2 separate regions of the Homo sapiens genome follow, and region 2 is linked to region 1. Evidence: read pairs that join two places in POLR2A ChIA-PET (ENCODE). Cell type or tissue: PC-9. All regions are shown on one strand.

Region 1 (2,500 bases):
TGGGGAGGCCTCATAATCATGGTGGAAGGTGAAAGGCACGTCTCACATGGCGGCAGACAAGAGAAAGAATGAGAGCCAAGTGAAACAGCTTTCCCCTTACTATCAGATTTCGTGAGACTTATTCACTACCAGGAAAACAGTATGCGGGAAACTGCCCTCATGATTCAATTATCTCCCACCAGGTCCCTCCATAACATGTGGGAATTATGGGAGTACAATTCAAGATGAGATTTGGGTGGGGACACAGACCCAAACCATATCACTCCCTTTTCCTATGTCTCCTCTGTCTCACCTTCAATTTCCCTTCCTGCTGTTTTTTCTGTCTCCATAGCTGACTGAGAAATCTCTTTTGGCTGTAAGAGAGTTAGTAGTAGGAAGAAGTGGGGTTTTAAGAGCAGAGTCCCTGCATTCAAGTTCTGGCCTCACTACTTCGCCCTTTGTTGTTAAATGCAATAGCACTTACCCTCCCTGCCACCTAGCACCTGGTACAGTGCCTGGCACAGTGTAGATGCTCGAGCAATGGACTGAACTGAGAGAAGTGGTGAGGAGCAAGGAAGACAAGAAAGCTATGGCTGTGACAGTGTTTTGTAGAATTTGGGAATAAAGATTCATTTCCATCATCTCCCACCCCTACAGTGAGGGGCAGGGCTGGCTCACTCCCAGAGCCTCCAGCTGATAGGTATCCTGCAGGTGTCTGAAGGTGGGTTTGGCTAACAAACCATCCTCCTCATTTATACTGGCCCATGGTCAGGGCTTCAGGTGTTGCCTGCAGAGAAGTCCCCCAGATGCAGCCCCTTGCTCCAGAAGTCAATCTGCTTGGCCCTGTGGGGGGACCAGGCTGCTCCTTCTGGGCCCCACTTCTTCTGCCTGGGTCTCGGCAGAGGCTTCTGTCCATGGCCTGGTGCTGTGTGTGTGACACCCCAGCCCACCTCAGCAGGATGCTGGAAGAATTCTTTAACCCCTCCTGGAGAACTGAAAAGAACATTTGCTGAGCACTGTCAGATGCCTTCCCTCAAGGGACAAGGGGTTTCTCCATTTGCCCTACAAAGAAACCGAAACTCATGGAGGTTATGTGATTTTGTGAAGGTCACACAGCCAGAGCCAGAGCTCAAAATGGGGTCTCTCAGCTCCCAGCTTAGGGCTATTTATAAAACTGAGCCACTTCTCTTTGGGATGGAGAAAGACGTTTGTAGCTTGAAGTGAACAAGGTGGAACTCTCATTCCATCGCACCTTTTGGGAGTGAATGAGGCAGGCAAGTTGCTGGGGGAGGGTGGCAGGCTCCCCAGACTGGGAGGGAAGTCGAGTCAGAGTGGTGAGTGTTTCTTCAAGCATTTACCAAGGAGCCAGCCATTCGCTAGGCACAGGGGGAGCTAGAGGCAAGCTGGTTAGAAATGTGGTTAAGAACAACTGCTTTGTGGGAAGACAGAGCTGCGTTTCAGTCCCCTCTTGCTGTGTGATTTTGGGCAAGTGACTCAATCTCTCTGAGCCTCAGTTTTCATCTCTATAGAGTAGAAATTATAGCACCTACCTCATGAGGTAAAGCTCTTGGGAGAAAAGCTGGCACAGGGCAAGCTGCTGTGAATGGTAGCTGTTAGTTATTTCTATTACTGTTATGCCCGGTAGGGGAGACATTAACTGACCAACAATTACCGCCCAGTGCGATGTGTGCCACGGCTGAGGGAAGAATCATGGAGACGGTGATGGCTAATTTGATGTGTCAACTTGACTAGGCTAAGAGCTGCCCAGATTGCTGGTAAAACATTATTTCTGGTGTGTCTGTTTCCAGAAGAGATCAGCATTTAAAGCAGTAGACTGAGTAAAGAAATCTGCCCTCACCAGTGCAGGTAAGTATCTTTCAATGTGCTGAGGGTCTAACAGAACCAAAAGGTGGAGGAAGGGCAAATTTGCTGCCTGTGCTTGAGCTGGGACACCCACCTTCCCTTGCCCTCTGATGTCAGAGCTCCTGGTACTGGAACTTACACTACTGACTTTCCTGGACCCCCAGCTTGCAGATGGAGGATTATGGAACTTCTCAGCCTTCATAACTGTGGAGCTAATCCCTCACAATAAATCTCTTCCGGTACATCTACATAAAGTCTATTGGTTCTGTTTCTGTTGGAACCTTGACTAATACAGGGACACAGAAGAGGGAAGGGGGAGAGGGGACTCATGAGCCAAGCCTTGAGGAGCAGTTGCCTTCTCCAGGTATAGAAGTGGATAGGAGTCCCGCCACACATGCTTGCATGTGCACATCCTCAGGCTCCTGTCATTGGGTGGGTGGGACAAATGGTCCTGTGACATCTGCCTGGGCTTGAGCTCAGCTCAAACCACTCAGAAGAGTTACTGCCCAGAGTTCTTGGGAGAATTCCAAGGCTGAAGGCACTGTCTCCTTCCAACAGAGATGAGCCCATTCCAAACACTTAGGGCTTGGGTCTCAAGATGATCTCAAGAGCCTTCTCCTTTATCTTCTCTCCTTCCTCCTGCTCCTTTTCTTCCTTC
Region 2 (2,500 bases), 240 kb after region 1:
ACCAGGAAAACCTACCATTACTAAAAAACAAAACAAAACAAAACCCCACAATGGCTGCATCTAGCTCCCTGTGTATAGCAGGTGCTTACTACAGTATTGCCTCTCCTCCCAATCTCCTCTGCTGTCTTCACTACTTTACCTCCAGCTATTTTTCTACCACCTTCTTCTCCTCCACTGACTCACCTACCAGGGCATAAAATAGGCTTTGCACTTCCTAGAGAAAATAAGGATGGCAATGCTTACACTTTGTCTGAAAGGGGAAAAGTACACCTACTGTGTGCCAGACGCTTTTGTATGTCATCTCATTTCATTCAGTCTGCAAAGCAACTGAGGAGGTGGTAATTATTCTTATTTTACTGTTGAGGAAACCAAGGCTCGGAGTGATCAAGCAACGTTTCCAACGTCGCCCCTGTTTTCCCAGTGGTGATTTGAAATGTGGACCCGAGTTTTCTGATTCTACTTTACCAGAATGTGCCATTTAAAAGTTAGGAAAATCCCAGCACTTTGGGAGGCCGAGGCAGGCAGATTATCTAAGGTCAGGAGTTCGAGACCAGTCTGGCCAACATGGTGAAACCCTGTCTCTACTAAAAATACAAAAATTAGCCAGGCATGGTGGCGGGCACTTGTAATCCCAGCTACTTGGGAGGCTGAGACAGGAGAATCGCTTGAACTCAGGAAGTGGAGGTTGCAGTGAGCCAAGATCTCACCACTGCACTCCAGCCTGGGCAACAAGAGCAAAACTCCATCTCACACACACACAACGTTAGAAAGAACATTTGCCTTTGAAATACTGTTTATGAAAATATAAAGACTCTAAAAATTTTAAATGACAGAAACCTTTCACTTAAGAGATCATACTTGCAATAAAAATATTGCCTCCTAGTTTAACCATTTTACAAATATGACTTTTACATCATGTAAAAGGCATCCCTATATTTCACAAAATTAGATAGACTCAAATTTTCCAGTTTTAAGATCAACTTTAGAAATGGGCCTCGGTTATAGTGTTAGGGGAGTTAACATTCATGGGATGATTATTCAAGTCTGTAATGAGATTTTAAAAATTCAATTCAGTTAGTAAAATCATACATGGGAGGTGGGTGGTGGGGAGGAGAGAAAATTTGTTTCTTTTTAATCCAAGTAATTCTCCACAAGGGTGAAAATAAGAACCACATTCAAGTAAATAGAATTTTTTTTTCTTAAAAAAAGAGAAAGCAAATACGTTGTAACAATAAAGGTAAAATGATTAAGACAAATTTTTTTAAATTATCAATTTAAAGTTGTCAATAAGTAACAATGAAACTTCAGGTTTTTTTTGTTTTTGTTTTTTAATGGAGTCTCACTCTGCCCCCAGGCTGGAGTGCAGTGGCTTGATCTCGGCTCTCTGCAACCTCCACCTCCCAGGTTCAAGTGATTCTCCTGCCTCAGCCTAAGAAGCTGGGATTACAGGTGCCACCACCACACCCAGCTAATCTTTTTTTTTTTTTTTTTTTTGAGACAGAGTCTCGCTCTGTCGCCCTGGCTGGAGTGCAGTGGCGCGATCTCGGCTCACTGCAAACTCCACCTCCTGGGTTCATGCCATTCTCCTGCGTCAGCCTCCTGAGTAGCTGGGACTACAGGCCCTGCCACCACGCCTGAGCTAGTTTTTTTGTATTTTTTAGTAGAGACGGGGTTTCACCGTGTTAGCCAGGATGGTCTTGATCTCCTGACCTCGTGATCCACCCACCTCGGCCTCCCAAAGTGCTGGGATTACAGTGTTTTTTGGGCTCTCCTTTACCCACACAACCACACGATTAGGTAAACATCATTAGCCACATGCTAGAAATAAGAAAATTGAGGTTATCAAGGGCAAGTAAACTGCCCAAGGCACACCACCACAGGGAAGCAGAGCTGAGATTTGAAGCATTCCTTTCTAGAAGGTTCATTTCACTACTCAGTTTTCAGAATTCTCTCTGGGGAATTAAAAGCCAAGTACCACACACTGCACCAAGGTTCTTACCCTTGGATCCATAGGTGGTCGTCATGGAATCTTTCTGACACTGTTTGCAAAATCACAGGCATAACCAGTAAGTAAGGGGGCTTCAGGCTGCACCCCACCCGAGGTAGAGGACTGTGTGGGAGCACAAAGCTGGCCCTGCCCGATGTGGTGGGTGGCCTTCCTTGTTAACCACCACCACCACCAAACAGGGCTCTATTTCTGACTGCATGCAATTTTTAGGATAGCGCCATTTCAGCTGAGATAGTGATCTCAGGTCCAGTCCTCCACGTGCATGACTGGTAGTGATGCACACCCGCCAACATCTCTGAGCTTCAAACACCCCTCTGTGGGTCCCTCCTCCTGAATTCACAAGGCTGCTGCAGGGATAAATACACAGGCATCTGCCGCATCTCAACTCCCACTCTCCAAATGTTTGCTATCACGGTTTGCAAAATATTTTACCCCATATTGGCTATCCAAATTAAATATAACAAACATGTAAGGGTTTGCAGCAATATCATT

Evidence for each region. ChIA-PET counts read pairs that join two places held together with the same protein. Peaks named below come from ENCODE experiments on the same cell type or tissue, not always from the same donor. Only the 100,000 strongest peaks of a DNase experiment are listed, where the experiment ranks them.
Region 2: POLR2A ChIA-PET joins it to region 1 with 13 read pairs; 2 of 35 experiments call an interaction of 5 or more read pairs at or near these places.

Annotation. Positions count from the first base shown.
Region 1 is chr3:12,773,732-12,776,231 of GRCh38, reverse strand. No RefSeq gene overlaps it. Among named protein-coding and RNA genes, the nearest start is that of TMEM40, 16 kb to the right of the region's middle. In PC-9, no CTCF peak of the experiment used is centred here; no DNase peak of the experiment used is centred here.
Region 2 is chr3:12,533,798-12,536,297 of GRCh38, reverse strand. It overlaps a transcript of TSEN2 not described here. Among named protein-coding and RNA genes, the nearest start is that of MKRN2OS, 10 kb to the left of the region's middle. In PC-9, no CTCF peak of the experiment used is centred here; DNase peaks (open chromatin) are centred at 1,447 and 1,877; H3K27ac peaks cover 1,696 bases.